3 separate regions of the Mus musculus genome follow, and regions 2 and 3 are each linked to region 1. The links are chromatin loops, found by intact Hi-C in ENCODE. Cell type or tissue: left cerebral cortex. All regions are shown on one strand.

Region 1 (8,000 bases):
TGAATTTTCTTGGAACCTTTGCCAAAAGCTGTCTGACTATAACCATAAAGGACTATTTTTGGACTATGTTTTGTTTTGTGGATCTATATATGTATCTCTATGCCAGTATCACATTGTCTTGATTATTATATCTCTGTAGTAAAAATTATAATCAGAAAGTGCTCAGTTCCAAGTATTCACAAACACAGTTTTTATTTTACTTGGCATCTTGCCGACTTGTTTGTAAATGGCTGTTTTTCTCTAATAGTTGTTTCTGTGGAGTCTTTAAGATTTTCCATATGTAAGAATTTATCACTTACAAATAGTTTATTTTTCTTCTCCCAGCAGGGCGCTTTTCATTTCTTCTGCCAATTTTCCCTGCCTAGACTTTCCAATCCCATGATGAAATAAGTGCTAAAAACATCTTTGTCCTGATATGAAAATGGCAAAACATGTCATTGTTCCCTGATACTAAAAGGGATTTTTCTTTTAGTGGTAAGTAGAATGTTGGTGGGTATTTTCCATAGGTATCTATAATGAAGAACTCACCTTCTACTCCTAGTTTGTTAACTAACTTTGTCAAACACTTTTTTACTTTCCATCAATTGAGATGACCTTATGAAATTTCCCCCTTTATCTTATTAGTATGGTTACTTATTATTACATTATTTTTTCTTAGTTTAGATTAGTATTGTATTCTTATGATACATCTAACTTGATCCTATCTCATACATTGCTAGATTCAGTATGTAAAGGGGCTCAGAGAATTGGGCAAGGAGCCTAGGCAGGGGAAGAGCTAGGCACGGGGAAGTGAGCTGGACCTCAAAGGCCCAGGCCAGGAGCCTTTTGTACTTTTGACTTTTGCTGCTCCTTAGTTGGGTTAATGGCAGACTCAATGCTCTTCTTCTGTGATATTCACTCATAGTTACAGCTGATGGAGAAATTAAATGATGATGAGCTCTTCACACTCTTGAGATCTTCTGGAGGCAAGAACATGACCTTGTTCATCCAGCTATGGAAGACTATGTGGCCCTGTCTTCTAGCCAGAGGCTTCTAAGAACATTGTAATGTGTGTTAGCTTGCTGGAACCTGATATAGGAGGTGTGGGGTGGGCTCCATTCCTGCCGTCGTCCTCCTCTGTGAATCTCCATCACACCTTTCATGTTGCCAGAGCATTGATTTGCCTCTGAGTATATGTGCTCCTGATACAGGAGATGATATCCCCTGTGCATAGAGACAAGTGGTCACATCAGTGATTTAGCAACCTGATACCCTGGAAATCGATGTTTAGTCTGTGATGCATTTAGGGATTTTTCTATTTGTCATGTGGATCTTCAAGTTGATTCCTTTATTGAAACATTTGTTTAATAATGTATGCATTTTCTTGACCATTGAAAACGATTTTAAAACCTACAGAATGTATGTGATGTGTGACCTGCTGAGATACATGGTAGGGAAGTGATTTTTTTCAGTGAATTCAGTTAGCCCTCAGCCTTAGATGTGCTCACCTCCCTTCCACCTTTCTTAAGGGAAGGAATTTACAGTAGGATCTAGAGAATCACTTTGGTACCTTAAGGTTCTCCTATGGATAGTCTTTCCTTATGGTGTCCTTAGGAAAGCAGTGGTAGGTGAAAATGGTCCTTCAGAGCATAATGTCCTTGAATATGTCCTTGTCAGATGGTCTCAATCAGGGTGAAAGCAGAAAATGATGTCCATGTCTAGAAGCTCTTCTGATGGTGATGAGTGGGCCTTGGTTGGGGCATGCCATTCCCAGGCTTTGTGTATATGTATGGGCATATGGATAAGTCAGAGGTCAGAGTGAATAAAGTACAGTGTGCTGAGGGGCCTGTAGGATTGTTCTATTACAAGAAGAGGTCTAGAAAAGAGAGGAGTATGTTCTTTCAAGGAGTCAGAGAACAAGGAAAGAAACAGAATTCAGGATGTTACAGTGGTGAGCAGACCTCTCCCTCCCCTATATAAATTCCTCATCCAATCTCTTCATTGCTAGTGGATTTGGTTGGTCCAAATTCTGGTTTTCCAAAGGACCCTGTTCTTAATCTCTGCTTTAGGTGGTAGCATAGCTTCTGTGAGACTCTGCTTTCATTGACTGTCTGGAAATTGTCACTAGCTCTGTACTGTCCTGTAAATTCCATGGAGTTTTGTGACATCATTGCTGACAACCTAGTTCCAGGGCATAGCAGTATCTCAACCTGGCTACAAAGCAGTCATGGCAATTGCTGAAGCAGTGGTGTGGTGAGGACATGAGTTGAGCCTCTCCTTGTCCTCCTGGGTTCCACCTTCAGAAGAGAAAGATGAATGCAGAGAATAGGCATAGATTTCAGTAGGCTGTGTTTTTCCAAGACCTCTCCTGGCCTTTGTGTGTAATTTTCTTCCACAGCACTGGTCACACAAGCACCCATCTGAGCTCTCTAGGATGCCCAGCCTTTATCCAAACTTTTCCCCCCCGCCAGAAGCCTGTCTCCTCCCTTGGAGGTACATGGTGGTATGGAGCTGCCTGCTCAGGCTCTTGTTGTGGAAATGGCTCCCTAGACACCTGGTAGGCCTGGAGCCCATGAGAGATATATCCTTCATCTCTTCAACACTCTGACTGAAAGGACCCTGTTACCTCACAGGCTAAATCAAGCAACCCTTAAAATGCTGCCTGCTGCAGAATTCTCAATAGGCGTTCTTCCTGTCATGAGCACCAGAGGTCACAATTGTTGAGGAGGCCCAAGCTGGTGACATCCCTGCTCTGTATGGCATTACCTTTGATGAGCCTGTCACAGCAGCTTTGGGGTCAAGAGGAAGACGGTTTACAAATATCTCTCTACTCAAGGCAAAGATAGGCTTTATCTCGTGTCTGAATTGCATAAAGTAGGGCAGGTGTGATACCAAGGGCTACTCCATGTGCCCCTGATGAATGAAGGAATGAGTGGAGACTCCTCAAAAGGCCCATCTTTCTCCACCAGTCATGAAATGTGTAGTATGTTTGGCATGTCACTCATGGGTGAACCCAGTCACTGTTTAAGGACCCCTGAATGGCAGAGAGTTTGATCTCCACTGTTCACCTGGTCTGGGAGCTCAGAAAGACAATGAAGGAAAGCCTGCTGACCTCTTCTTGGACTAGACACGGCTTTTGGTCTAGGTGGCCACTGAAAGCTAAGGATTGGCAATATGTAAAACCTCTGATGTAGGGTTTTGAGGCAGTTGGCCTCAACGGGGTTGAGAGATATATAACTGACTAGTAAAGTGTACTTTGTGTAGGTGAGGTGGTTTTGAAAGAAGTAAATAATGGGCAGTGGCATCCATCAGCTGGAGCCTGGATGGGATAAAATGGAGGAGCAGAAAGCCAGCAAGCATAGTCACTCACTCCGCATCCTGGATGCCACGTGAGCCACTCTCTTTACCATACACATCGTTTTTGTCATTCATATTCAGTATTTGTTTCACCTGCTTGTTTCTCCTCTTGATCAGCTTACTATTTACTGCCAGCAGGGGTTGGTTTTGCAGAGTTGTTTATAGAAATGACTTACAGTGTAAGTGGTTCTTATCCTGTCCAGAGCAGATGCTTTGTTCTGCCAGCTCTCCAGAGCTGTCAACTCAGACTCCCTGCAGATCAGTAGGAGAGCTAGAGAGGTGGAGCTGGGCTGAGCTCAGGTCTAAGGGGGTCTGTTTGCCTCCAGCACTCACATCCACTTCACATACATGTATACATGTTAAGGTCTCAGCCCCAAACAGGTTTTTCACAGGCCTGCTCTCCCCTGGACCATGGCCAGCCATTCTTCTCCATCTTCTCCAGCATCCAGTCCGTGTTCTTCTTTTTTTGGGGGGGGGGGGATATTGATCAATGCTTCCTAGCTCTCCATTTACAAAGCTGTGCTTTTTCAAAATTGTCTTCTTCCATTTTATCCATGAAGCATAATAGGAAAACTCTCTACACAGAGCTCAGCCTGACATGCTGCCAAATCTCTGCTTTCCAAATTCTCTATAATGAATATATTGTTGAAATTCAATAAAGAGTCATTCATAAAAATGAAAATGCGATTACAAGAATCTCTCTCTTAATCCCTAGGATCAATGCTAAACGAATTTTTTCATCAGCATGGTGAGGGATTGTAATCCATTTGCATTATGTGGGAATTTATGCACAGCACATAGTGGCCTACATGCATCAATGTATTTATCTTCTAAAACCTTATAAAGTAGACAATTATTTAATGCACTTTACAATGAGGAAACTGAGGCAACACAGTTGCTAGTGAGAGGTAGAATTCTGATAAGTCAATCTGATCTCAAGGCACAAACTCCTGGTGTCCCCAGCCCTTGTCATAGGCACAAAACTCATTCAACCTAAAAAGAAATTTCTTTGAGGTTTTAAGTTTTCAGACATATTGTACATATTGTATGTTGAGCACATACCCCTTCTAAGCTCCAATTCTCCCTTTTTTGATCCCTCCCATTAGTCCTCTTTGTCCCCCAAAGAGTTCAGTTCTGTTTTCATATTGTATATGCACGTATGCTTTTGTGTCTTTCTAGAAATCATAAATGAAAGAAAACATGATATTCATCTTTAAGACTGACTTAATTAATTTAATATGACTTCTATTTGCATCTGTCCTGGGAAACAACAGGACTTCGCTCTTATTTATGGATTAAAAAAATACCTCACACACATTTTCCGATAGAAAGACAGGCAGACAGATAATCACATCTCTCTCATCAATTCCTCCACTTCTGAGTCTCGCTGAATTAAAAAGGAACCAGCCAGTTGGCATTTGGATAAATGCTCCTTTAAGGCCCCAAGGTGGTGCTATTGGTAGATGGTAGCACTTTCAGGATGTGGGGCTTAGCGCCCACTGCTGGTGCAAGTGTAGAATGACATACTCTCTTCACAAAATGGACTCTTGGTAGTTTAGTAAAAAGAAAAAAGTTACAGGTGCCCTTTCTGGTCATCCTCCCTACACCACAGTGAAATCTTCACCCAAGAGCAATGGAAGCACATGCCTGTTAAACAAATGTGCACTCCACCTCTATTAATTTATAACCCAAACCAGCAAACACACGTTTTCAACAGATGACGGGTGAGCAAGGTTTGCGCATTCATACTGTAAATAGTGATTCGGCAGCAAACAAGGAGCAAATCTAGGACACATACAACAACATGGCCATAACTCCCAGTGAGTATGCTGGTGGAAGAAGCCTGACAACAAAGACCTGGGTTAAATAATTCCATTTATAAGAAATGAAAAAGAAAGCCACAGTAAGCCACAGTGGCTCGGAGGGTAATCTCGCGGCATGGGGACTTGAGTTGAGATCTTCAGCACCCACATAAAAAAAAAAAAGCCAGGTGAAGATAAATGCCTCTGTAGTCCTAGCTCTGGAGGGCAGGAGGCAGACACATCACTAGAGCTAACTGGGCAACTGGTCAGTACCAGGTTCAGTGAGATACAGTCTCACGCAGGGTGGAGAGCAGTAGAGGAAAGGACATTGTAACTTTCAGCCCCTAGGAACATTCACGAGCACACACACACACACACACACACACACCCCATGCATAGTCACACAGATGCATGCACACTCACACACATGCATGCACATTTGCACACTCATGAAGACCCACATACAGCACTTACACAAAGAAACACTCTAACATGCCTTTTTAGATTATGATTCTTTAATCTGGAATAAATATGACATTCTTGTGCTTATTCAGTGTCTATACTGCAAGCTTAATTATGTGAATAAATATCTTCTTGACATGAATGGGAGTGGCGTAATTGGTTCCCGTGACCAAAGACAGCCTTTTCAAAGATTAACTGTCTCTCACCATATGTTTCATGAATTTCCTATTTTCCTGTCTAGTGTTGCAAAACCCATCCCAAATATAAATATTTCCCCTTACACATACACAAAACTTTTCTCTGCTTACTTTTCTTTGAAGCTTCTAAACAAAACTCCACCCTTGTGAACTCTAGCTAGCAAACAGAAATTTGCACCGCTAAATAAAATTGTAAATGCATGGTTAATGGATACCCTTTCCATCTGAGTTTTGTGTTTGAATAGACATTTAATTCCCAAGAAAATACTGATGTAAAGGACTTTCAAGTCTTTGGGGTTTGGTAAATCCCCATATTTCCATGCCTGTTGCTAAGCAGAGTTTTTATTTTGATGTGGTTTGCAAAAAAGACTTTATAAAGCCTTTCTTTTCAAAATGAAAATATAAAAAGCCAATGAATTGGCTTTAAAGAGCACATCAAACAACCTCTGCATAGTGAATGGAGAGGGAGCAGGCTCTGGACTCTCTGCTCACTAATCCATGAGTGGCTTAATCAGATTATAAAGACCCATGTGTAGCAGATGAGATACACCCTGTTGTGCACTTGTGCATCTGAAAGTTAATTTCTGCTTGAACTGATGTGGTTTGAAAACCAGGAACTTTTAATTGAATAGTTCCCTCAGTCTGAAGGTGGATCTTGGTTATTAAAGGTATATTCATTAATACACAGTGAAAAATATTACTTGTACATATTTGTCTCCCAACTTTCCATTAAAAAAGAACAGATTCAATTAAAGTTTAAAATTAGAACAAAAAAGGAACCAGAACATGAATGTCTACTCTAGGACAAAGTTGCTGTTTTATTTCCAGAATGAAATACATGTTCTCTTTCACACCAGCTGGCAGTTCTTGAAGATGATCACAATTGCTTCCTACCTGTGAGTTTTCACTTCCTCAGAAAACAATCTCCACAGTGTGGCTTAGACCTCATGTCTGGCTGCTAGAGACTGGAGCACAACACTGTGAGGCTGCTTTCAATGTGACTCCCCTCTCTCGGGCTGGCACTGCCCCCAGTTCTTACTGCTCTGATGAAGCTAGCAGCTGGCGTTGAGCTACACTATAGAGAAGCCCAGCTGGCAGGCCTGGAGATAGCCTGTTGTCAAGAGCTAGTACCTACCAACAACCACATGAGCTGGGAAGCAAGCTCTTCCTAGTCAGTCTCAAGGTGACTGAAGCCCCATCTACTGACTGGATGGTGGCTTGAGAGCTCTGAAACACAGGTCCTCTGAGCCCCACTAAAGCTGCGAGCTCATTCCTGCTGTTGCTCAGAGCTTCAGTGTATTTTGTAGTATAGCAGTAGCTATCGTGTTTGGTCTCAGCTGTTCCTGATGTTGTTCACCACTTAGGTACATGAGCCTAAAGAGACATCTTTAAACAAGATCAGAAATTGCAAGAAAATAATACATTTGCTGAACATGGTCATCTCTCAGAATCCACTGGGAATGATTGTAATGGACACACCCCTCCCGCCCCAAAATCTGAAGCTGTTCAAGTTCCTTGTATAAAATGGTGCCTAGAATTTGCATGCATCTTCCACATGCATTATCTCTAATTATAATTGTAAATGTGATGTGAAGGCTGTTTACGTAGTTGTCATGTTGTGTTGAGGAAATAAAAATAATTTTTACACTAAAACTACAGATTGTTTTAAAAAAACAAAACAAAACAAAACAAAATGAATTTTCTGTGCTTTTGGTTCCATCCCCAGATGTAGAAGCTGCAGGCAAGGAGCTAAGTGCACCATGCTTTGATGTCACGTGAAACAGGCAACAAATTCAAAGCAGCTGATTATTCTTTCTTGTTTCACAAAGAAGACTGAAAATCATAAATGCAATGGATAAATAAGAGAGTGGAAAAGTTCAATGCCTATGGCAATAACTAGGGTCTATCATTTCCAAATCCATTTAAATTGATGAGATTGGAAAAAAACAAAAACAAAAACAAAAAAAAAAAAGCAAAACCAAGCCAAACAATTACTAAGCCTGTGAATGCCCCAAGAGACTTGCAAAATAGATGTTGTCTTCTTTTTTTTTATTTAATTAATTATTTATTTAATCAGAAATAAGAGTATCCATTTGCAATAATTAAGTATAAGTCCTCAAAAATTAACACCATTATGTGGAAACAGGTAGAAACTGAAGACATTGAGAACAAATTTTTACAATTTGACATGTACATTTTTTTA
Region 2 (8,000 bases), 77 kb before region 1:
GGTGATATGTAGTGGTGTGTGGTAGTGGTGTGTGTGTGTGTGTGTGTGTGTGGTGAAAATGTGTTTGTACATGTATGTATATTATGTAGAAACCAGAGTTTGACATGGTTGGATGTCTTCTTCAATTGTTTGCAACCTTAGTTTTTGAAGCAGAATCTCTCACTGCACATGAAGCTCACTGACTCAGGCAAGCATCCGGCAGTGAGACCCAGTGATCCTCACTAACTCAGGCAAACCGCTGGCATCGAGACCCAGTGATGCTCACTGACTCAGGCAAGCTGCCAGCAGTGAGACCCAGTGATCCCCCAGTCTCTGTCTTCCTAGTGCTGGCGCTATCACTGCCTGGCTTTTTACATGGGCAGTAGTAGGAATCTGAACACAGGCTCTTATGCTTGTATAGCAAGTACTTTACCAACTGAACCATTCCCCCCACCTTACCTTGTGCTCTTTTAATATTAATGATGTGTTAATTGAATGTCACAAACAATAGCATATTTTAAAACTTTTTCATGAGGAACACACAATAAAGACTGTATATAGTCAGTGAACTTGAACAATGCATGCATGAGACAGAGGCAGAGGAGGACGGCCTTTTCAAATAGGCATGCCCAGTGATGAAGAATGACAGAATCTTGCTCAAGGTTTGTATTGAATATTGTCTTCCTGGAACCCTGCCACCTTCCTGTCGTGAACTTGACTTCCACCCACCCATGAAGTAGCAACAAAGGCATCCCTTGTTGCAGACGGGAGAACTCAGCAGGGAGAGGTGGGTGCCGGGCCACAAACCTATTGAATGGCAGAGCCTGCTTAGGTTGTAGCCACTCAGTACAGGGCTGCCATCCTCAGAGTGCCCAGGCAGAAGTGGGGTGCTTTGACAGCACCACCCTGGCCACCCCAAGAAATGAACTGACACTGAGCTTCTAAGCCATGGCCACAATGGAAGTTGGGTGGCGCACAGACAGTGTTTGGGGCCACTACTCGATTGAGCCGAGGAGTCATGGGGAGTTACGATTCTCCAGGATTCAGAGGCCTCATCTCTACCGTCAGACAAACACCTACCTCATGCAGTCATTGTGAGGACAGAAAATCACGTATGATGTCAGTTCCCATCTCTCCTATTATTCTTATTATTTTCCCCCAAGAAAAGAGTATCTTTCAACACAGCTCTGTGCACACATGCGCACGTGTGAGTGTGTGTGTGTATGTGTATGTATGTGTGTGTGTGCATACAAGACAGACATACACACACATGCACACATAGAGGGAGGTGTTATACAACTTTTGAGCAAATCACTTCTCTGTGACTTGGTTTTCTATCTGTAAAGTGAGAATAATAGTGTCCTAAAGTAGTGAGGATCAGAGACACCGACGTATGTACACAGCACTCAGATGGCACCTGGCACAGAGTCAGTAAGTACACTTATTCAGCTAAACACACACATAGGTGTTAGCAAACATAACCATCTTACCAGCGGATTCTTCCCGGCACGCCTGTGATTTCTGTCCTTCTGGCCCTATCTCATAGGTATACAAGGACGATTACATTCCAGGACCCTTGTTCTTTTCCAAAGTGCCTACCTGGCACTGATGTCACGAAAGCACGAAGGCTGCCTGAGATGGGCTTCTTCCTGAGTTGAGCTGGTGAGTTCCCTTCATGCCTCTGCCTTTGTGTGAGCTGGGGACACTTGGGGAGAGTCAGCAGACCAGGCGCTTTATCTCTCTAGTAGAGTTGTGTAAAGTGGTGAGCCTCCACTTCATGTGTCAACACTATTCTGTTCATCTCTCCTCACAGCTTCACATACATTTAAACCCACATTCATTTATATACTCCCTACATACCATGCAGATGCAATGTACACAAAAAGAACTAGTTTCAGGATCAAAGAGGATGCTAGGGGAGACATGCACTTGTGTGCTCATGCATGAACACACACACACACACACACACACACACACACACACACACACACATACACACACACACACCCATGCACTTCGCCTTGGGCCTGGCATGCTCACAGTTTCCCCTCACTGACGTGGTACCTGCTCTCAGTTTTGCACAGGTCAGAAACATGGCCCTTGGCTTTGACCAGGTTCCCACAGTTCCATACTTCCTTCAGAGGGTTGATGCATGCTGGTGAGGGAACCAGAAATTCTTAGTCCATCCTTCATTCTGCTCTCAACTCCCATTCGCTATAGGCATGCCAAGAAGAGGCTGGTCAAGCTTCAGTAAGAAGCCAGGGATGAGCCTCACACATATAGATGAGGGTTTGCCACATTTGGCAAAGAATGAGTCTGTGTCACAGAAACTCAAATGCATTCCATGAGAGCAACTCCACAGGTCAAATGCAAACCACCTTACAATAGACGTAGGATTTCCCATTGTGCATGTAAAAGTTTAAAGTAGGGGCAGCTCCTACATGGGGCTGCCTCTTTGCTCCTCCCACTCACTTGAGCTTCTTCTCTACTCAGATTTGGCCTATCCCACCAGAAACCTGGGGTCATACAGTGGCCACAGCTGCATATGGCCAACAGTGACTCTCCTGTTCCTACCTGTACTGGCTAGCTTTGTGTCAACTTGACACAGCTGGAGTTATCACAGAGAAAGGAGCTTCAGTTGAGGAAATGCCTCCATGAGATCCAACTGTAAGGCATTTTCTCAATTAGTGATCAAGGGGGAAAGGCCCCTTGTGGGTGGGACCATCTCAGGGCTGGTAGTCTTAGTTCTATAAGAGAGCAGGCTGAGCAAGCCAGGTGAGGCAAGCCAATGAAGAACATCCCTCCATGGCCTCTGCATCAGCTCCTGCTTCCTGACCTGCTTGAGTTCCAGTCCTGACTTCCTTTGGTGATGAACAGCAGTATGGAAGTGTAAGCCGAATAAACCCTTTCCTCCCCAACTTGCTTCTTGGTCATGATGTTTGTGCAGGAATAGAAACCCTGACTAAGACAAATTGGTACCAGCAGAGTGGGGTATTCCTGTGACAACCTGACCATGTTCTGGGGAGGACTGTGGAAGGACTTTGGAACTTTGGGCTTGAAGATCCATTCGTTGTTAAGAGCTCTGTCAGATGTTGTGTAGGAGCTTGGAAGATAATGTTGAGAACAGTGCAGAAGATGGAGGTTTGGTTTGTGAAATTTCAGAGGGAAAATTAAAGACTCTTTTCAGGGCCATTGCTGTTTTGATTGTGAAGATTCTGTAGTTCTGGTTAGCTGGGGCTGAAGAATCAGCTGTGATTAACAAGATACCAGAACTACTAAAGCAAAAACTTTGCATTACTGGGACTATTGATGCTGGTTAGCTGGAGCTAAGAAATTAGCGGTGATTAAGAAGAGACCAGCATCATTGAGGTGACATCTTCTGGGAGGTGTTTTCTGAGAGCACAGTGGCTGTGTTCCAGATATAGCCAAAGTTGTACCTTGTGCTGTGGCTGGACTTGGTAATGTGTAAGAGTCACCCAGGTGGTACTGGTTTTGAAGGCATGAAGGAGTTGAGCAGAACAGCTGAGGCTTGGCACTGTGAGAGGCCATGGAAGGCCATTGGTGAAAGTGCAGCCTCAGTTGCAATTGATGGCCCAGGACTGAAGGGGTCATGCAGTGTTTTGGAGATGCCAGTACCATGAGATGACCACCAAGAGCAGCAGCAGCAGTGGAGTACAGGCGTCTGGAGCCTAGAGGATGACACATGTGCTACAAAGGGCCTGGCTGGAGAAGTGATCCAAGCCCTTGGAGGAGCCCAGAAGATCGTGAGTTGGATCCCAGACATTGGACGGTTAGAGATTGACTTTTGCTTTTGATTGTGACTGTGCCCTGATATTTTCCCTCTTGAAGGAAGAAACTGTTTTAGTGGAGCCCACAGTTAAGAGACTTTTAATTGTAAAAAGACTTTGGATTTTAAAAGAGATGGATATTTTAAAGAGATTGAAATTTTAAGCATATGTAAAGACTGTGGGACTTTTAAAGTTATTTAGAATGGGGATGAATAAGATTGTAAGGGTTGAGGCTTACTAGTGATGTGTTTGTGTGTCAAGTTGACAAGGGGTCAATTGTACTGGCTAGCTTTGTGTCAACTTGACACAGCTGGAGTTATCACAGAGAAAGGAGCTTCAGTTGAGGAAATGCCTCCATGAGATCCAACTGTAAGGCATTTTCTCAATTAGTGATCAAGGGGGAAAGGCCCCTTGTGGGTGGGACCATCTCAGGGCTGGTAGTCTTAGTTCTATAAGAGAGCAGGCTGAGCAAGCCAGGTGAGGCAAGCCAATGAAGAACATCCCTCCATGGCCTCTGCATCAGCTCCTGCTTCCTGACCTGCTTGAGTTCCAGTCCTGACTTCCTTTGGTGATGAACAGCAGTATGGAAGTGTAAGCCGAATAAACCCTTTCCTCCCCAACTTGCTTCTTGGTCATGATGTTTGTGCAGGAATAGAAACCCTGACTAAGACACTACCCTCTCTGTGGGAAAGGCTCCCGCCTTACTCCGACATCCATCCGGCTTCTTAGGAGCCTATCCCTAGCCACCCACTTTATGACTCTCCTGCATCAGCTGCTGCTCTTCACCAGGACCCCAGGGCATCCCAGGTACTTCTCCCTCACTGCATTTCTCCCTCACTGACCCCCTCCTGCCAGTGTGCTACATTAACACTACCTCTGCAGATCTCAAAATCCTGCCAGCAGGCCTGCTGGCCCTGCAACGGGTCTCTCCACTTCTGCTGCTTGCCTGCCTGGTAACACCCCAGACTCCTGCTCTGCCCTGGCCCTCTTACCTGTACCCACTCAGCCAGATCAGATAAGGCCAGCCACTCCACTCTCATCCTCAACTTCTTTGTTCTTACCACTGTGTGGAGTCCCTGCTCCTGCATGGTCAGGCTGCTGCCCCCTCTCCTGCCCATCATTCTGGCTCCAGCCACATTTTAGTCCATCCTTGTACCAAACTCTGTTCCCCTCCACCCCAGGACCATTGCATACACTATGTCCTTAGATGAGGACTCCCATCCTTCTCTTCACCCGGTTAACCCCCTGGCCATTTAGATTCAGCTTCAGTACCAAGTCTCAAGGAGGCCTGTTTCAAACCAGCCCCTCCCTCCTCAGTGTAGATATGGTCCCATTCTACCTGTAATCTTCCTGAAAGAGAATGAAGATCTCAACAGTCCAGGTGAGAGACCAGGGTTGGGATGACAGAGCCTCAATGAGGAAGAATGATGTCACTGTCTCAAAATAATGGTGTGTCAGCCTCAAGGCTCAAAAAGGGAAAACCCAAAAAAACCTTGGTCACCTGATCCTCCTACACTGAATGGGCAGAGAATTCTAGAGGAGGAAGAAAACCAAGGCTGGGCTGGTTGCAAGTTTACATGTCCTGTGTCTCAGGAGCTTGTGCTAGGACCTGTTGCCAAGAATAGGGACATCAATAGCGTCTTGTGCCTGTCACCTCTGAGGAGCACAGGTTCTGCAGAATCTGGCACTGTTCTCAGTTTCTCCATTCACACCCAAGGACCCAGATTAACCAGACATCCTTCCTTTGCTCAGGTTGCTGTCTGTTTGGAACATAAGCACCATTTGCAAAACCTATTTTGAGCCACAGACTGTGCTACGAACCAAATGGCAGTCAGAGATTTTTAAAGACCCAATCACGACTGAGCATGAAGCTGGCTGGGCATTTCACATTGAATGCTGCTGGCAGTGAGAGAGGTAGCCCTGTGCTCTGGTGATGCGAGGGAAGGTTCCAGAAGACTTCCTGAAGGAGGCTACCCCGGGATCATCTATTCACTGACCACAGAAGCACAGCAGGACAGGATGCAGTCCTTCGATGGCTTCACAATGGCCAAGCACACCCCATTTCAGCCACCTTTAAAGGACACACCTTTTTGTTCACTTTCAGTCACTGAAACTCTGGAAATCTTTGAGTCCAAGTGCTACTCTCAACTGACTCAGTTCTCCCTTGTGTTCAACGTGAATCTTCCATAATGACCTGTTTTAGGGTTACTCATCATAACTGACGGCCAAGGCAACAGAAATATCAGCAGCACCTCCAGCAAGATCAACCCCACCTGCACCGGGAAACACCTGCTTGCCAGCTCCTAGATAGCGCTGTGACAGAGCTGTGCACACACCAGAACATCGGCTCAGACTAAGAGTGATTCAGGCTTCACAACACACATAGGGTATCTGGCCCATGGCATGGCATCCAGCTACCAACTATTCCTCGCTCCAGATCCGGTCATGCTGTGTTGAATTCCTATAAAGCAGAGCAGGCAGGAATAGCCTGGGAAAATGCGAAACTTGAGAATATTAAGATGAAAGCAAGAGGAGGAAATAAAAAAATAGACATTCTGTTTTCCTCCTCACTGGTTTCATGGAAATCCACCTAGGAGAAAACAACCCTTGATCTACACATGGAGAAAACTAATCACACGCGGACTTTCACAATACAAACACAGGAAATATTTTCACAATCATTCAAATAAGTAAAAAGCCAAAAGGCTCTCTCTACGGATGGGAGAAGAGGAAGGAGGCAGCTAAGAAAAGGAAATGTTCCCTCCACACCCATCTTTCCCAGAGCGATGCTCGTCACAGATAGCACATCAAATGCTTCAGCCCTACCTTCTCAGAGGGTTGAACAAAGACCTTTCTTCCTTGTGAACACCACCTTCTTAGGAGGATATGCTGCCCGGGTAGAAAAAAATGTCAGAAACCTCTGGGAGCAAACGCACTGCATTTGTATTCTGCTCAGAAAATGTCATCACAGATCTGTTTACCTTAACTGTGGACCATGATTCAGCCGTGACAACTGTCTTGCATACTGATCAATTTATTTGCAGCAACATTTCCAGCGTTAACTGCTTAGGTTCTGAAAAACTGGATGCTTGGGTTTCTTGTGCAGCTGCGACACATAAAGGAGAGATCTAAGCTTGTTACCAAAACATTTCTGCGAGAGACTATAAAGGATTTTTCTTGACGTGTGGGCAAGGGAGGGTCCTTTTCTCTTCCGGATAGAAAGCAGAGCTCATGATTCCTACAGGCCTTCCTCAGGGTGGGATGTCTATAGCACAATGCACAGAAATAGAATGTAACAGGGAGTATAGGACTCTGCAGCTACGTTTTTTTTTTTATCAGGCTTTAACCAGCTTCTGTGACCCTCTGTAAGACATACCCATCCCACAGGCAGAATAAGCCAGGCTCTGCCACAGGTCAGGAAGTAGCAGAAACAGGAGGTATTTATGATTGGGGTCAGGAAAGGAGGGAGGGACTAATCCCTGATCTCTCTGGCATCTATCAGTCCAGACTGGACAACTGAGTCCCTCCTAGCAGGCAGGCCTTACTTTTGGGGACAAGAAACAGACCCCATGCAAACTGGGGAGACCTCCCTTTTCTACTAGCAATGCCGTCACTGGTCCATTCTGTCTCCACAGCCCCACCATGCACTGGGACACTGGTGTCAGGTATAGGGTCCCATCAGTGATCATGCCCAGAAACTCTTCCTTTATCTCCCTTCTGGCTGAAGGCCCAGTGTCTCTGTGCTAAACTTTAATTATTTTTATTTTAAAAAATTGTTTCATACAATATATTCTGACCATGTTTTCCCCTCCCCCAACTCCTCAAACCCTACCTACCTTCCTACCCACCCAACTTAATGATCATTCTTTCTCTCAAAAAGAAAAATGAAAATCAAAACAAACAACAATAAGATAAAAAGTACCAAATGAAACAACACATACACATAGAGTCCATTACGTGTTAGTCATCTATTCTTGGGCAATGGGCCTGCCATAGAGTGTGGTTGATGTATCTAGTAACCCTCCACTAGAGAAAACCAATTTTCTCTTTCCCAGCAGGTATCAATTGCAAATAGTTTCTTGGCTAGGGGTGGGACTTTATGTCCATTTCCCCTTCTCAATGTGAGACTCTGTCTGTTTTGAATCTGTGTAGGATTTGTGTGTGTTGTCACAGACGCTGTGTTTCTATATGTATCATCAGTCCTGTTGTGTCTGAAGGAAGACAAATGGTCTT
Region 3 (8,000 bases), 130 kb after region 1:
AAAGGGGATGCAATTATGTTGGAGCTGACTGAGCAGGAGACTGTGAAGACGAACGACTTAGTTCCTCAGACACAGCAGCTGAGTTCCATGTTAAGTTCCCTCCTGGATGTCATGTCCTCACTTTGACACAAAGCTAGCTGGAACCTATGCCCTCCTAGTAATTAAAGCTAATGAGTGTTCCCCCATCTGGAGGGTAGCATGGGGGAATCTGCTCTTTGAGGCCACATTCTTTTGTTGGCACTCGCCCTCGGGCCAAGAGACATTGAATATATTCCCATGGGGTGAACCTACAAGACTGAGGGCAAGACAAGGCATGAGAGGGCCACAAAATGAGTCTGCTGAGGTCTGGCCCCTACAATGTACAGAGCTCCTGACACTTACTTGAGGCCACTTGTTCAGAACTTCAGTCAGATCTTATCAAACCAGAGGACTGAGCTGTGTCTAAACCCAGGAGCAAAAATTGACCATGTGGACACCATGCTGGCTGCAGGGCCAGAAACCTGGGGAGGGATGGTAGAATCCTGGGCTTTCCCAGGTGCCTCTGTAGCATAGCTCTGAGACCCCAAACAAGCCTGGATTTTTCCACATTCCAGGCTTTCATCTATGAAATTCTCAAATAATTAATAAAAATAATATACTTTTTAAAAAACAGACTATGAAGATGTCCAGTGAGATGGATCGCAAGAGGCTGAAGAGGGGGCAATAGGAAGGGGAGGAAAGAGATCATAAAGTCGGGCTGGGAAGGGGAAGGAAACAAAGGTAATAGAATCAATGTCCTTGAAATCACAATGAGGTGTCCCCACAGGGACCTGAGAGAGCAGCAGAGGAGGGGGGAAAGACCGATGAAACAAAGTCTGTATGAAAATGCCATAACGAAACCCACTTCTTTGTATGTAATTTTAAAAAACTAATTTGGAAAAAAAAACCAAAAAACAAAAACAGAAAAGGAAAGAAAATCCAGCATGTGCCAGAAATTGTATGGAGGTGCTGTATGGCACGCTTCCTTCCTGCCCAGCCATGGTCTCACTTGGAGTAGAAATCTCCAGAAACAGCCAGTCCTCTGTTCTTCTGTTCCAGCCACCTACAGCTCTGCTCTCTGAGAAGCCGCGCTGACTCGCTGGCTCCAGCTGTGATGCTCAGCTGTCCGTCCATCTTGTCTCCTGGAACAGCTCAACCCAGGGTCTTCCTGAAGTGGTGATCACTCCAGCTGGCAGGTCAGTGGCCCAGGGATGGCTGAGGACAGAGGTGTAAGGGCAAATGAGGATGTTTCAGGTTGGGGTGTCCGGGTATTGGCTTTCATTTACCAGCTTTGTGGCTTAAGCATTTATATTTACAAAATGAGTGTGTGTAGGGAACTGGACAGGCTTCTCAGCCCCATGCTCTCTGCCCAGCAACTGACCTCGCTAGGAACTAAGCTAATCATCCTTGCCTGCCCCACCCCCAGGCTTGTGTCAGCCCACCTATCTGATAACTAGCTGGTCCCAGGCCCAGAGGTTATGCTGGACTTTTATACACAGGATCAATTTTACCTAATGCACAGGTCCCCATAAAACAGATGTTGCCTTCTGCACTCAGAGCATTGGGCCTGGAAGTCTGTAAGGCATTCCCAGGTGCTTGAGCGATGCTGCACAGACCAGTTAGCTGCAGCAGAAACTGGACTGGGGTCTGCCTGACTGCTCCAACCTTACCCCTTCTGTGCCTGCCATATTTGTCAAAGCAAGCTGAGCCCTGGCACAAGCCATGGGGGAGTTCCTAGAAGAATGAGTTCCCCCTGCTTCCCACTGATGTACAACAGCAGCTTCTTTTCTGCATGTTCCTACGGGCTGTTCAGCCCTCAGTTTCTTTAGAAATCGGGTTCTACAAAATTCTTAAGAAATATTCACCCACCATTTTTAAAGTGTTTTGATCATGCTCTGCCACTGCCTTTGCTGAGTAGAGAATGTTGCCCTTGTGACAAAGGCTTTAGGAGTGGAGGCAGCTACAGGGCACTGGCCCCAAGCTGATCCCTTAGCCCACTCCACCTATGTCCTGTTGAGAGTCACTGTCACGCCACCACCGTTACCCTAGGGTGCATCTTGCTAGAAACAAAGATTGCCTACATGTTATAGGGTTGCAACCATATGAATGCCCTAAGATGGGGTGGCCTCAGCTGTATGCTGCTGCCCTTGGTGGTAGCTTACATAGACAAGTGGCCCTGACTTCCTCACTGACTCTCTCTACAGGGATAGAAAATGGTACCAGTCAGGCCAGAGCTCTGGGATCCCACAGTCACTGCTGCAGGATGGAGGAACCTACTCCCGAGCCCGTCTATGTGGATGTGGACAAGGGGTTGACCTTGGCTTGCTTCGTTTTCCTTTGCCTCTTCCTCGTAGTCATGATCATCCGCTGTGCCAAAGTCATCATGGACCCCTACAGTGCCATCCCCACGTCCACCTGGGAGGAGCAGCACCTGGATGACTGAGGCACATGACAGGTCTCAGTGTCCTGGACACACCTCTGTACACCCTGGCCAACATCCTGCAAGCTCTTGGGAGACTGGGTGTGGCTATAACCACTCAGAGATGGAGAAGGCTCACCTTCGCCTTACTGACTCTCACATAACCACCAGAGGGAAATGCCAGCATGCCTGAGCCAAGGCAGTCTGGGGAAGCCAGGGGAGAGGAATGCTAAGCCATGACTCAGGATTGTGGAGGCCATCCTGGGACTCCACTGGGAGACAGACAGCAGAGTGATGGTCCCCAGCCCAGGCTCCAGGGCACCTTTGAGATCTGGACCAAAACCAGATATTCTGGTCTGTAAACAGTGATCAGGAGGAGACTGACCTTCAACTGCACAGCACTGAGGGGTTGCTGAGAGCCCAGTACCCTCTACAGACTAGCACTGATGAGGCAGGAAAGATGGAGACTTCAGGGGGCTTCTCCTGCAAATTCTCACAAGGCACACGGCTACTTCCAAACTTTTTTTTTTTTTAAAAAACTAAGATACAGAGGGAATATATTTTTCCTGTTAAAAATGAGATGTGCATTTTAGACACTTGGGAAAATATAGATAAATAGAAGGAAAGGGGGGTAAATAGCACTTAAAATCCAACCTCCCAGAAGCCATCATTTTGATATATTTCTTCAAGTCTTTTTTACAGGAATTTTTTTAGTAATTCACACCATATGCATGATGCTGCATTGATTCGTCTGATAGCTTAAATATCTTCTGCCTCACGAGATACCATGGCTGTTTTTAGTGACTGAGAGTATACTGGCTAGGCCATGGCTGAATATAGTCGTTTTCTTTAATCTAGTTAACTTTCTACTATGTACTCACAAGAATCACTTCACCCAGTAACCTTCAGAAGCTCTGTATCACAGGAGCTCCAGGCAAGAGCTGGGTTCTAGACCTGCTTCAGCTATTCAAAGGCTGTAAAAGTCACCTCACTTCTTGGTGCCTCCATTTCCTCATTGAAATATGGGAAGGAGAAGTCTGTCTTTCTGTCTGTCTGTCTGCTGTCTGTGAAAGCAGCCATGTCACAAGTGGGAGCTGAGACTAGCTTGTCTCTTCTGTTGTCTTTCCTTCATCTTCTTCTCCCACACACTGTCCCGTGTGTCTGTGACCTTGCTGCAAGGCTCCTAGGTCACAGCCCACAACCTTCCACAACCTGCTTCAACTCCTGTGTCCTTATTATATGACCCCTAAATAAATCAGCACCTGTGAGCTCCAATTTTGTCATCTATAAAATGGGGGTGTAACATCTACCTCACAAGGTTGTCGTGGAGATAAAATGGGAGGACATGAGCAAACCCTCCCTGCCTTCTAAGAGCCAGAGCTCCCAGCCAGTGCCACATTCACAGTGGCCAGCAGACATTTGCAGGGACACCAAGACACCAGGATACCGGACACCAAGGCACATGGTCTCATGTCATCACCACTATTGCCATTTATTTTCACATATGTGAGGGGTACCTATTGTGTCCTTCCAGGGTAGGACCTGCTGCCCTGTCAAAGGAGACCTGTGCTGTGGGCCTTGGGCCTTCTGCACCACCCACACTCAAGCCCTAGGTCCCCATGCACCTTAGGCTACCTGGGAAATGACTTTCCAAAGCACTATCACACTACATGACCCCTGAAAGTATACACTCTTATCAAGGTTTGTTTTCCAGGGTATGGTGTGTGCGTGTGTTTGTGTGTGTGTGTGTGTGTGTGTGTGTGTCTGTCTGTCTGTCTCTGTATCTCTGTCTGTCTTTCTCTCTCTCTTTCTCTCTCTTTGACTCTGTCTCTGTCTCTCTCTCGCTCTCTCTGTCTCTCTCTCTCTTACACACACACACACACACACACACACACACACACACACACTGTCAGATGCACCAAGAAACAGATGGCATAGGCTCCAAACCTGGCACTGAGGCATCACTTTCAGCCCACCCTTCCTCAGAAACCTCCCTCAGAGACAGCATGCTCTTCTGTGGAAACCTGTTAGGATGGGTTTGCAAAATCAATGGGGGTTGGGGGAAGAGGTTGTTCCCAGCTGTTAATGACAGAACAGCAGGAAGAAGGAGAGATCTAAAGAGCTCTGAAGACCTCCTGTAGAGGCCTTTTGGAGCTCTATGGGGGAAAATCAGGATGCCCTAGGCTGTGTTCCTCAGACTGCCTGCTGAAGGTCACACCACACCTGCACATGAGGAACCTGCCAGAAGCAGCTCACCTCCTCCACAGACCTACAGAATCACACTGGGCATCCAGGGCCAGTTAGCCCGGTTAGCCAGGCCCCTGGACAGCAGTACATCCCTGTTTGAGAAAACCTCCCCAGGACCTCTGTTCTCAGCAACACCCCAAAACCTTTAGTATTTTCTTTATGCTGGGGAAATAACATTTGAGAAAAGAGGTGATTTCAATCCCCTTTCCCAAGAGTCAAGCTTCTAACAAGGCAACAAAACAACGCTTTCTATTTGTACCTACACCCTCCCTTCTCATTTGCATCCTCTTACAAGCCCTACTTGTCCATAAGTACCATTGCTTGTGTACCTTCAGGCGCTCATTCAACTAGAATCACTTCCCAGGCAGCTTTCACACTGTTGCCCCTTGTTTGTATCAGTGTGTGTGTGTGTGTGTGTGTGTGTGTGTGTGTGTGTGAGAGAGAGAGAGAGAGAGAGAGAGAGAGAGAGAGAGAGAGAGAGAGAGAGATGTGTCCTGGTGTATTCATGTGAGCATGTGCTTGCCACAGTGCATGTTTGGAGATCAGATGACAATCTTGGGTGTTGGTCCTCTCCTTCCTTGTTGCTCACTGGTGACATTACTCCCCAGGCTAGCTGGCTCACAAGCTCCCAGGAATTCTCCTCTCTCTGGCTGCCATCTCCCACAGGCCCACTGGAATCCCGGAGGTGCCCTTCTGCACCCACTCACTTTCACATAAGTTCTGGGAATAGAAGCTCAGGCCCTCACACTTGCACAGCAAGCATTTGCCTACTGAGATGATTTCCCAGACCCACCCCTTTTATCATTTTTAAGGTGTGTGTTTTTCTTGTTTTTATGGTTTTTTTTTTAACAAAAGGATTCCCTCATACATGCGCATGACACTGCAGACCACTATACCAAATACTTCTTATGCTGTTTTAAATTTTCCCATTATATATGGGAAGAAAGTGGCTGTGCTGATCCTGGGGGTTTCTCAGGAGAGGAGAGAAGGCAGATTGATAGAACATCCCTTCTCAGAGACACACAAGAAGGAAAGGGGTGTCCCCACGTCTGCCACTTGATTATGTGGAACAAAGAAGAAAGGGGGTCCCCACCTCTGTCACTGGATCATGTGAAGGTGAGAAAGGTGAAAGAATCCCAAGTTTTTCTTCTCTTGTGCTTTCCATTCTGAAGGATGGAGGACGGACATGGTCCTTTGCCACCAGAGTGGCCTCAAGTTTCTGCTAATTGAAAGAAAGCCTGCAGTTGTGAATAGAGAAGGAAACACCGCAGCAAAATACTCATGCTGAAGGCTGGAAGTTGGCATAGAGGAAATGAAGAGAAAAGGATAGTTATAGAGTCATCCACAAGTCAGGGAAGAAGGCACACTCTCTATGGCAGAGAGTAGGTCACAGTCTCCAGAGAAAGGCATCTAGTGGCTGGAATCAAGCTGCTGCCGGTGATGAGCTGTGTGGAAGTCCCTCCGTGTTACCTCCAGCTTTCAGCAAGGCAGATGTGTAGTCCTTCTGTGGCTTTGTAATTTGCAGTGAGGGCATCTGTGTGATGACCACAGAAAGGGCCCAGCTGCCCCAGAGACAAGTGGGTAATAAAAATATTCAGAATCAGGAAAGGCAACTCATATCCATCATAAGGAAAGTGGTCCCTGGGCGTGATCAGGGTCTGATTGACACAAGTGGTAGGACCCATCGGCCCCAGTGTGGCATTATCAATGACTATCACAGACACTTTACTTTTCCAATTAATTTTCAAATGTCCACGTGCTTTGTTTTATTTTGGTGGAGTGATTTTGTTTTGGGGTATGGAACTCATGGCCATGTACATATGAGGCCAGGGCTCTGTCATTGATGTTTGTCCCTAACCCCATATATCTTGCTGGAATGAAAACAAATGTCTCTCCATCCAATAAAGTTTTCCCAGGATTCCAAAGATTTCTAAAAGAGGTCCATTTTACTTTCAAGCACCACGTGGAAATAATTGCAAAGCCTAGTTTTCACAAATGTGGGTGCCTGTCCCATGGCCTTGCTGTTGAGGACTGGTCCTGCCATGTAGGGTGGATAATATTCATAATAGTCTATAGCTGATGGCCCCGGCTGTTAAAAAGTGCCCACACTGAGTTCTTCACATAAGCTCTTGCACAGATATGGGCTCTTTGTATCCAGAAGAAAGACAACCTCCATCACACCCACTTCTGCTGACCTGTGCTGATACCATACATCCTTGACATCCACTAAGACCTTCCCTCCTTTCCCCTAAGGAAGGCTGTCTGTACCTGTCAATGACTGGCAGGAAAGAGAGGGCAATGACCCTTTGCCTCCTTTCTAAGTCTCCCACTGACCAAAAATAATAGATAATAAATGGCGGGACTGCTGAGTAATAAGGTCTATGTATGTCAGCTCGCCAGAGCAACTGAAAAATGAGCAGCATAGCCCACCCCCAAGTGACACCCAGTATTCATCATGAACTCCCAGCATCCATCACAAACCCTGCTAAGATGGGAAAGCAAACAAGGATGTTAAGGAAACAGTCCTGTGGACACCATATTGTCCTAGATAATAACAATGTTTTCCCATTCCCAGCCAGACCTTACACTAGAATGTAGCCAGCATAAGGCAGAGAGGCTAGCACAGCTTCCTCTGTAGTGGTCACAAGGCCTGGTGTGGACAGCAGTCTTTTTTTTTTTCCAGTGATTATTGAAGTTTATTCAGTATTTTTTTCATTAATTTATTTATTTACTGTACAGATCCCTGCCCTCCTCTTCTCCCAGTTCCACCCTCCCATCCATCCCCCATCTCCTTTTCCTCAGAGAAAGGGAGCCAGCCCCCCATACCGCCCCACCCTTGTAACCACCAACCAAAGAGCATGCAGGGGCTAGGCCTAGGTCCCCTACACAGATGGAGCAGATGCGTCCCTTGATCTTCATGTGGGCCTCCTAACAATTAGAACAGGACTGGTGGACAGCAGTCTTAGTCTTTTCCCTGCTACCCCACATTCTCTGAATATCCTCAGCTGTGGGGGCATTTTACCTCACCCAGAGGAGACAAGTTCCTGTTCTGTTTTTATTGAGTTAACACTTGTCCAAAGAATTTAGGAAGAAGCCTTGCAGATCTGGCTGGAAGCACTTTAGAACTCCCAGGAGAGGACAGCAGGAGCTCGTGGAACTGTAGTCCCAAGTCAAAGAGCATCAGACTCTCTATAGAGCTAATTAGGAATTTGAACCCTTAGATTTCCAGAGTGGGGACACAGGGTACCAGATATACCAAATGTCCCAGTGAGCCCTGGGGCTCCATAGTGGGTCTCCTTTGCCCCTGTGGGGGAGC

What was found. Peaks named below come from ENCODE experiments on the same cell type or tissue, not always from the same donor. Only the 100,000 strongest peaks of a DNase experiment are listed, where the experiment ranks them.
Region 2: a loop joins it to region 1, with 4 times the contacts of the local background. A loop is called at or near these places in 3 of 42 quality-filtered maps.
Region 3: a loop joins it to region 1, with 2.9 times the contacts of the local background. A loop is called at or near these places in 3 of 42 quality-filtered maps.

The regions. Positions count from the first base shown.
Region 1 is chr7:84,442,449-84,450,448 of GRCm38, forward strand. All of the region lies in intron 1 of Gm31284 (a long non-coding RNA gene), which reads left to right. Among named protein-coding and RNA genes, the nearest start is that of Gm31284, 16 kb to the left of the region's middle. In left cerebral cortex, a CTCF peak has its summit at 4,818; DNase peaks (open chromatin) are centred at 4,796 and 6,857; H3K27ac peaks cover 729 bases.
Region 2 is chr7:84,365,775-84,373,774 of GRCm38, forward strand. All of the region lies in intron 1 of Arnt2 (aryl hydrocarbon receptor nuclear translocator 2), which reads right to left. Among named protein-coding and RNA genes, the nearest start is that of Gm30873, 33 kb to the left of the region's middle. In left cerebral cortex, no CTCF peak of the experiment used is centred here; DNase peaks (open chromatin) are centred at 761, 4,594, 4,767, 5,323 and 4 more places; H3K4me3 peaks cover 4,217 bases; H3K27ac peaks cover 3,641 bases.
Region 3 is chr7:84,574,628-84,582,627 of GRCm38, forward strand. It overlaps Gm2115 (predicted gene 2115), which reads left to right. Exons shown (of 3, transcript NM_001384188.1): 2 at 1,078-1,214; 3 at 2,223-6,611. The coding sequence starts at 2,282. The coding sequence ends at 2,461. Among named protein-coding and RNA genes, the nearest start is that of Fah, 27 kb to the right of the region's middle. In left cerebral cortex, no CTCF peak of the experiment used is centred here; DNase peaks (open chromatin) are centred at 3,235, 4,416, 5,063 and 5,354; H3K27ac peaks cover 418 bases.